Regions from separate parts of the Homo sapiens genome. Here region 1 is linked to region 2. Evidence: read pairs that join two places in POLR2A ChIA-PET (ENCODE). Cell type or tissue: IMR-90. All regions are shown on one strand.

Region 1 (5,000 bases), 340 kb after region 2:
AACTTTTTCTGATTATAAAATTATGGTGCTCACTATGGACAATTTTTGGAAAATACAGAAAATGTAAAGGCATTTAATAATCGTTTGAAATTATACCACCCAGAGATAGATGTGTTAATATTCTGGTACTTTATTTCAGTTTTTAAAATACTGTTCAATTCTCACCACTTCTGTGGATATGAAAGGATGAGAATAACTAAAATCACTGGGTTTTTCACCCCTCTTGTTGAAACAGGACCACCAATTCTCTTTAATGTTTTGTCTAATTGTTTCTCAAAGTCCCAGGGTGTTTCCCAGAAGCTTACTCTTCTTGCATTTTCCTCCTTTATTCCTTCCTGGTTGATTTTCTATGCTCAAAATGGTGCCTGGAGGATGGTGTCTTACTCTTTAACTTCTGCCACCATCCTGCCCAGGGTAGGTCCTCTGATGTCAAAGTTGCAAAATCTGGAGCTGGCAGAGTAGTGTTGCATTTCTTGCAATCCTCACAATGTTTAAATCAAGCTGTGTTCCCTTCAAGAATGGAGACAGTGACATTCCCCGTTTTGCATGACAGAAGTATGTCACTGTGTCTTAGACTCCTTCATGAAAACAACTTAGACCTTGTCCTGTAGCATCCCTCTCCATAGAGCCAAACTAGGAGTCCAAGCACCAATACTGATACAGACATGATGCGTTTCTCATCCTAGTACCACCAGCCCCCACACCTCTGTTCCTGTGGCCTTACCCCGATACCTCTGAGTCTCAGCTCAGGCTGAGGATGGAGACACTTTCCCATCTTTGCTTACTCTTTTGTAAACAAAAATTGTATCTATAGAGTGTAATGCAGTCATTAGGGTATACTGAGCTCTGGAGTAACTGTTCTATTTTATAAATGAGTGCCTGGGCACTTATTTTTCGATAGATGGATGGTTTGGATAGGTTCAAATTCCAGGTTTTTTATTTACTGCTCCATAACCTTGGGTGTCATTTCCCAGAAGGATAAGCCTTAGTTTTTTCACATTAAAGTGGTAATAAAATATCTTAAGGGGCTGTTGTAAGATCAAATAAGATAAGGTATATAAAGCTCTTACCACAGTTTCTGACATAGTGAGTACTTGGTGAATTCTTTTGTCTTGTTTTTATCACATAGCAATGTTTTGTGAGCATTTTCTCATTGTTAATCTTTAAAAAATGATTTTTACATGGTATTTTATGTATAGCCATATAATATCTTTTTAGAATTGATAGGATTTTGTTGATTAATTAAGAAAATATCAAGGTTGAAGGTAGACCTCTTAATATTGTTGCTTTTATTATAGCTACAATTCTGGGTGAAAAACTGTGAGCCTGCCCTTTCTCATGGTTTTTCCATTTCCATTTGCATTTGTGGTGTAGTGATGGCTAAACCCATGTAGTTCTGTTTTTATCTACAGTGCTATGCTCCCTTGGTATCATGAGAGTTTGATTCTAGGACCTCCTGAGGATACCAAAATCTGTGGATGCTCAAATACTGATAGTATTTGCATGCAACTTTTGCACACTCCCTTCCATGTACTTTAATTCATCTCTGGATTATTATAATACCTAATACAATGCAAATGCTATGTAAATAGTTTTTATACTATATTCTTCAGGGAAAAATGACAAAAAAAGTCTGTACATGTTTACTCCAATTGCAGTTTTTTTTTTTTTCTGAATATTTTCGATTCTTGGTTGGTTGAATCCACAGATGTGGAACCCAGTGAATATGGAGGGCTGACTGTATTACCAATCCAGGCATTTCTAGAGAGGTCAGGATTCTGGTATATAAGGAAAAAGGGGACCTAAGTAGTTTCAGAGGTAAAGAAAGGATTTTTTCTGACCACCCTTGTGGCTTTTTGAGCTTTTTAGTTTCAGTTTATGAAAATGACTTTTTCTAATGTTTCAAGTTTATTTTCATAACTAGGAAATTAAAGCTTATTTTAAATAATAGAATTTTGTTTTATTTATTTTTATTTTATCTCGGCTCACTGCAACCTCTGCCTCCCAGGCTCAAGTGATTCTCCTGCCTCAGCCTCCTGAGTAGCTGGGACTACAGGCATGCGCCACCATGCCCAGCTAATTTTTTGTATTTTTAGTAGAGATGGGGTTTTACCATGTTGGCCAGGCTGGTCTTGAACTCCTGACCTCGTGATCTTCCCACCTTGGCCTCCCAAAGTGCTGAGATTACAGGCACGAACCATCGTGTCCAGCCTCAATAATAGGATTTTATTAAGTTTTAATAAAATTTTATAGTAGGCAAAAATACTTCCCATTCTTATTTCATTTTGATTTTTTTTATGTTCCTTTGGGATTTACAGATGAAAAAAAGGAAGTAGGCAAACAGCTAGGAAGGGCAATCCCAGACTTTAACTTGAATCCATGTTTTCACAATCTAGTTCATTCCACTTAGGTAGGCAGCATGGTTAGTAGAAAGGAAAATTAACTTTAGAATCAGACTTGATACAAATTGTTTCCTTACCTAGTAAATATGTTACCTCAGCAAGTTACTTCTTTGAAATTGTAGACTAAGCTTGTCCAACTCCTGGGCTGCGTGTGGCCCAGGATGGCTTTGAATGCAGCCCAACAAAAATTCGTGAACTTTCTTAAAACATGAGATATTTTTTGCCTTTTTTTTTTTTTTTTGCTCATCAGCTATTGTGTGTTTTATGTGTGGCCCAAGACAGTTCTTCTTCTTCCAGTTAGGCTCAGGGAAACCGAAAGATTGGATACCCCTTTGTAGACAATGCCATCTCATGGAGTTTGTTTTGATATAAAATGAATGAATTTCAAGATATGGCATATTTTAGTATTAATATTTTCCTCTTAGTATAATTTATACTATATGATAGTATCTCACAAAAGGCTAGTAAAGATGTGCTGTCCTTGAATTATTCATAACATATCACAGTTAATAAATACCAATGTTTGAATATGTAACATTTGTAAGACATTGAGGTTGAAGGTTTTAGTTTTAAAAAAATAATGGTTCAGATTTCTGTGGAGCTTCATAACCAAGTATCTTTTTTTTTTTTTTTTTTTTTGAGATGGTTGTCACTGTGTCACCAAGGTTGCAGTGGAGTGGTGCAGTCATTGCTCACTGTAGCCTTGAACTCAAGCACTTCTCCCACCTCAGCCTCTTGAATAGCTGGGACTACAGGTGTACGCCACCATGCCTAGCTAATTAAAAAAATATTTTTTTGTAGAGATGGGTTTCTTGCTGTGTTGCCCAGACTGATCTTGAACTCCTGCCCTCAAGATATCCTCCTGCCTCAGCCTCCCAAAGCTTTGGGATTACAGGTATGAGTCACTGTGCCTGGCCCCAGGTATTTTTTTTTAAATAACAACTTTATCGAGATAGTCACATACCTGATTAAAGTATATAGCTCAAGGGCCTTGTATGGTGGCTCACACTTGTAATCCCAGCATTTTGGGAGGCCAAGGCAGGCGGATTGCTTGAGCTCAAGAGTTGGAGACCAGCCTGGGCAACATGGTGAAACCCCTTCTCTACAAAAAATTAACTGGGTGTGGTGGCATGCACTTTTAGTCCCAGCTACTTCGGAGGCTGAGGTGGAGGATCGATTGAGCCTGGGAGGTTGAGGCTACAGTGAGCTGGGATTGTGCCACTGCACTCCAGCCTGGTGACAGAACAAGACCCTGTTTGACAGAACAAGCTGTATATATGTATACAGCTCAGTGGTTTGTAGTACATTCACAGAGTTGTGCAGAACATCATCAAAATTTATTTTAGATTTTCATCACCCCAGAAAGAAACTTCATACCCATTAGCAATCATTGTCTATTTCCCACCACCCTCCCTGCCCCCAGCCCTTGGCAACTGTCAGTCTATCACCTGTCTTTTTTTATTGACCTGTTCTGGATATTTTATATGCACTGAATTTCACTTAGCATGTTTTCAAGATTCATGCATGTTGCAGCATGTGTTGGTGCTTACTTTCTTTTTCTGTCCATATTCCATTGTATGGATGTATGTCACATTTTGTTTATACATCCAATTATCTTTTGATGGACGCTTGGATTGTTTCTATGTTTTAGCTATTATGAATAATGTTATGACAATTCATGTACAGGTTTTGTGTAGACAAATGTTTTATTTTCCTTGGACAAATACCTCGGAGTGGAATTGCTGAATCATGTGGTGCCTATATTTAACCTTTTGAGAAACTGCCAGACTGTTAAAATGGCTGCAGTGTTTCATATTTCTACCAGCGGTGTATGAGGCTTCCAATTTGTCTACATTCTTGCCAGCATCCATTGTTGTCCTTTTTAGTGGAGCCATTACAGTGAGTGTGAAGAGGTATTTCATTGTGCTTTAGATTTGCATTTCCCTGATGGCTAATGAAGTTAAACATCTTTACATGTGTTCATTGACCGTGTGTAAATATTGGAAAAATGTTTATTCACATCCTTTGCTCAGTATTTAATTGGGTTATTTGTCTTTTTCTTGCTAAGTTGTAGGAGTTCTTTATATATTCTAGATACAAGTCCCTTATCAGATCTATGATTTGCAAATATATACAAGTCCCTTATCAGATCTATGATTTGCAAATATATACAAGTCCCTTATCAGATCTATGATTTGCAAATATATACAAGTCCCTTATCAGATCTATAATTTACAAATATATTCTTCCATTCACTGCAATCTAGTTATATCAAGGCATAGTTTATTATGCTCCTGAGAAGGAGAATCAGCACTTATAATAATTTTAACAATTAATTTCGTACTTAAAAAACTGGCTATATCCAGCCTTATTGGAAACAAGAAAAAAAAAATTAAAAACTAGCTTATAGAAAAAGACATTTGCAAATATTAATTTTCTAAGTTGAAAATTTCATGAACTTTTGAAAAGTTGGGTTTCTGTTTTCCTTTATGTGTATTTACATAATGAAACTTATTATCCTGAAATGACTAAAAACTTGTTTAGAATATGTCTATAGAATGGATATAGCTTGCAGTTTGGAAGAATTAAATGTCAGAG
Region 2 (5,000 bases):
GAGGTTGCAGTGAGGCAAGATTGGACCACTGCACTCCAGCCTGGGCAACAGAGGGAGACTCTGCCTCAAATTTAAAAAAAAAAAAAAAAAAAAAGAAATGCAGACTCTTGGGCCCCACCTCAGACCTCTTGAATCTGAATCTGCATTTTAACAAGATCCTCAACTGACTGATGTGCACATTCAAGTTTGAGAGCCCTACCCTAGTGTTCCTGACTCAAAGCTGGGGTTCTTTCTCTCCTCTCTTGTCCAGCAGTTTTCAAACATGAGTTCCCACAATAGTCACCTGAGATCCATATTAAACAGGTAGTTACTTATTGAAGTTCCACCATCAGATGCTGTGATTTAGTAGTTCAGGGCTGAGGCACAGGAATCTGTATTTTTAACCAACAGCCCAAATGGTTCTAATGTGGAAGGTCTGAGGATCACACTTTGAGAAACACAAGATAGAAAATGCATTGGCCTCACTTTTCCTATCTGTTGAGAATAAAATAGGATATTTTAAAAACTAGCTTCTAGCTTATAAAGACTCTGCTTTTAGTGGCTGGGTGTGGTAGCTGACGCCTGTAATCCCACCACTTTGGGAGGCCAAGGCGGGTGGATCACTTGCTGCCAGGAGTTCAAGACCAGCCTGGCCAACATGGTGAAACCCCATCTCTACTAAAAATACAAAAATTAGCCGGGCATGGTGGCATGCGCCTATAATCCCAGTTACTTGGGAGGCTGAGGCAGGAGAATTGCTTGAACCCGGGAGGTGGAGGTTGCAGTGAACTGAGATTGTCCCACAGCACTCCAGCCTGAGCAACAGAGTGAGACTTCTGGAGGCAGGAGAACCACTTGAACCCGGGAGGTGGAGGTCGCAGTGAGCTGAGATTGCGCCACTGCACTCCAGCCTGGGTGACAGAGCAAGACTGTGTCTCAAAAAAAAAAAACAAAAAACAAAAAAAAAAGACTCTGCTTTTAAGATCAGTTCCCACATTTGTAACAAGGAGAAGAGGGAAAACAGACCCCTCTAAACCTTGAAACTTGGAGGTTGGCCAGGCACCGTAATCCCAGCTACTCAGGAGGCTGAGGCAGGAGGATCACTTGAGGCCAGGAGGTTGAAGCTGGGCCACACAGTGGGACCCTGTCTCTAAAAAAAAAAGTTTTAAAAAAATAGCTGATTGTAGTGGTGGATACTGTTAGTCCCAGCTACTCAGGAGGCTGAGGCTGCGGTAAGCTATGATTGCACCATTGCACTCCAAAATGGGCAACATAGTGAGACCCTGTCTCTAAAAGAAGTTAAAATGAAGATTAGCTGAGCACAGTGGTGCATACCTGCAGTCCCAGCTACTCAGGAGGCTGAGGTGGGAGTATCACCTGAGCTCAGGCATTTGGGGCTGAGTGACCTGTGATTGTGCCACTGCATTCCAGCCTGGGTGACAGATCCAGATCCTGTCTCAAAAAAAATAAAAATAAAAATAATATTAATAATAAAACAAAAAAGAAAATCAGAGGTGGAGAAACTTTAAAGATAACTTGCCCATGATCACGTGGCTCACTGGTGGCAGAGCTAAAGCAGTATCCAGGACTGCTGGTTCTTAACATTAAAATACAAATCACCAAGCATAAAGCTCAGTAGCAGCAGCAGAGGCACAAGTGGCAATTATAAAGCTCTATATGTAAGTGTTTTTACATATTAACTCATTTAAATCTCGTAACAGCCCATACGGTAGTTACTATTATTCTCTTTATCCTAATGAGGAAACTGAGGCACAGGGAAGGAAAGTCACCTTCTTACCAATAAGTGGTAGAGTCAGCATTCAAACCCAGGCTGGCTTTGGCATTCAGATTCTTAAGGCACTTAGTAAGCAAAGAATAAATAATGGATGAATGAATGAGTGGATGAATAAAATATCAAATGATTGCAAACTGTTCTGGAATACCCTATCAGGTTTTATCCTTCTCTTTGTCTCAAAACCAACGGATTGAAGTGGAAATGCATCACACCCCTGTTAGCATCTGTTTAAAGGGCACAGGAGCTGGAGTCAGACATACCTGAATTCAAAAGCAGCTTTTCTGCTCATTAGCTGTATAACTTTGGGAGAGTCACAAAAATCTACTTAAACCTTAGTTTTCTAACATGTAAAAGAGATGCAAGGATAGTGGCCATCTCCTAGGGTTATTGTAATGAAAATAAAACAAAGTCATTAAAAGGAACGATTATTTTAAACACTGCCACATATTTTTGCTGCCATGTTTGGTTTTCAAATAAGCTTGACGTTGTCTTAATAGTTGTAAAGCCCCCTGAGGGCAAGGCACTGTTCCTTGAACTTCTTTATCTCCAGGATCCCCTGCTGACTGTATTAATGAGACCTTACTCACTGATAGGGATCAGCCTCAGTGACTGTTGCTGTGTTTACATACCAAGAGGGTGAAGAAACGCTTCTTCAAGGCATAGTTTCTCTGACCCGTCCCTCACCCGGTTTCTCCTTTTACAGAGAGAACGCAGGAATGCACAGAGAAACTTCTATGAACAGCAGAAGATGAACTTTGTTTTAGAGAAAAGTTACCTTGAAAAATAATTGAACAAGGCATCAACAGCAGACTTCCCCACCCTGGTTTGTGACCTTGGGCAAATTGCTTTGTCACTCTGTGTATCTATTTCTCTTCCTGTAGAATAAGCAGGACAATTGTTCAGGTCTCTAAGGGTTCTTGACTGTATTAACATTCTAATTCTTCGAGTCCTCATTCAATGATTCTCAAATTCCCCACCTACCCCTCTTAGGCTTCACTATGTGACATTGATGGGAAAGAACAAGGCTCTCATCAAATGAGAAGTGCATAAAAATTATTAAGCATTATAACATCCATAAAACCATTAGAGCTACTATACATTGAGCACCTACTCTATGTCACCTGCCATGTTCACACTTGCACACATAACCGTTTCAACAACCCTAGGTGGTGGATATTATTGTTCTGATGTTACAAATAGGGAAACTAGGCTCAGAGCATTTAAGATACAGGCCCAAGGTCACATAGCTAGTAAGTGGCATGGGTGGGATTTGAATCCATTTTTTTGTGATCCAGGTTACATTATTGGTTTAAAAAGTGAAAGCAAAATGGTAAATGATTTGTATAATATACTACAATTTAGCCAAGAAAAGTGAGGTGGTGAGTACAACTCATACAACCACAGGAAACATTGTATATCTATATCTATATCTATGCAATAGAAAACCTGTAAAAATGTTAAGTGGTTACTTATAGTGGGAGTGAGGAAATTGAGTGGAGATGGCAGAGACTTCTTTTAACATATCTTGTTTTAAAAAGTACTCCCTAAATATCCAAAGTAAAATGAAACGAAACAGAAATTTGTAACCAGTCATTGACATAACCACATAGAGAAGAACTTCTCAAAGTGCTTTAAAGTGCTTCAGCTCTGCTTCAAAGCACAGTTATGTGACTGTACATCCCTACTAAGATATAGCATAAGAAAAAAAGAGAACTGGAGAAAACAAATTATTTATAATAATTATACTAATGGTGGTAGTGTTAGTATTGTTAGCCTGAGATGGTTGTGAATGTAGTTTGGGATAAATCAAATGAATCATTTTGTGGGTGTCATTGAAAACCAGGAATTTCAACATGGGAGAAAGGAAACATGTATATATATATATATATATATATATATATATGATAGATGATGGTAGCTAAAATCCTGGAATTCTGAATTTCAATAAAAACTACTTGTATGATGCATATCAGTACAGGAAAGGCCTAGCAACAGCAATCCAGAAGCACTGAGCACTCCTTGTGCCTAGTTTGCTATCTATAAATACCACTTCTTGCTAAAAGAAGTCCAGGATCCTTGGCAAAGTGACTCATTTCATGTCTGGGGCAGGTAATGTGCAAAATGAGCCTGGAGAATCTGTCATATCAAAAAGCAAGGAAACTATAAAAAATTACTAGGATTCTGTCAAATGAACTCAGGAGCCAATATGAAGAGACTCCTACTGGCCAAAAATGAGATAATTTGAGAATTAATAACTTACAAATGATATCTAGTATGTTTAAATCCATGATATTTAAAAACATCCATAGTCACCCTTAGAAGTTGCTGCAGAACCAGCACATTATTTAGAGAACTGGTGAAAAAAAAAAAAGAAGGTAAAGGGTAAAGAATTGAATATTAATCATGTTTTTCTATGAGAATTATGCCTCAGCATAATCATGAGAGAAAGTTTCTCTGTAGAGAAGCATTCTACCTAATTAACAAAAAAAGGCAGAATATAGAATTAGTCTATCACCATTTTGCAATTCCTAATGAATTAATGCACCTAAGCAATGACCAGTGACTGCTCACATTTCAGAGAGGGACAATCAAATACAGTGTGCCTTCTGCTAGATAAAGAGAGCACCACCGATGAAGTAGCCTTGCCAAAAGAAATTGATAGTGAATTTAATCAAAATTCAACATCCAACTACTGATTGACAGAAAACACAGGGGACCAGGAATCTGTTAAATATCACCACAAAGATGTCATCAGCAAGATCAAGATGTGGGAAACTCTGCAGGACAACCCACCCAGTTTCTTTTCCAAAATACTGGTGAGGAAAATTATTTAAAGAGAGAAATGAGACAGAACCTGTAGATTACAAGGGACCTAAGAGATGCAGTAATCAATTACAACGTACGGGCCTTGTGTGGACCCTGACTCAAATGAACAAACAAAAACAAATAACAACATCTTTTTATAAGACAAGTAGGGAAAAGTGAACAAACATCTATTATATTATTTTTTTGATGATATCAAATAATCATATAATGTATGATGCATCATAATTACAAATCCATTTGTAATTATTAATATTTTTAAGTGTGATAATGCCATGACTGTGCTTTTTTTTTTTCAAGAGCGCCTATCTTTTAAAAAATAAAACTAAGATATTTACCTACGAAGTTATATGCTGTCTAGGATTTGCTTCATAGTAATGCAGGGGGAGAGAGGTTGGGGAAA

Evidence for each region. Peaks named below come from ENCODE experiments on the same cell type or tissue, not always from the same donor. Only the 100,000 strongest peaks of a DNase experiment are listed, where the experiment ranks them.
Region 1: POLR2A ChIA-PET joins it to region 2 with 5 read pairs; 1 of 35 experiments calls an interaction of 5 or more read pairs at or near these places.

The regions. Positions count from the first base shown.
Region 1 is chr5:159,188,723-159,193,722 of GRCh38, reverse strand. All of the region lies in intron 3 of RNF145 (ring finger protein 145), which reads left to right. Among named protein-coding and RNA genes, the nearest start is that of RNF145, 18 kb to the left of the region's middle. In IMR-90, no CTCF peak of the experiment used is centred here; no DNase peak of the experiment used is centred here; H3K27ac peaks cover 718 bases.
Region 2 is chr5:159,530,747-159,535,746 of GRCh38, reverse strand. The region is part of intron 2 of LOC105377684 (a long non-coding RNA gene); the gene reads right to left. Among named protein-coding and RNA genes, the nearest start is that of LINC01845, 67 kb to the right of the region's middle. In IMR-90, a CTCF peak has its summit at 3,990; a DNase peak (open chromatin) is centred at 2,396; H3K27ac peaks cover 280 bases.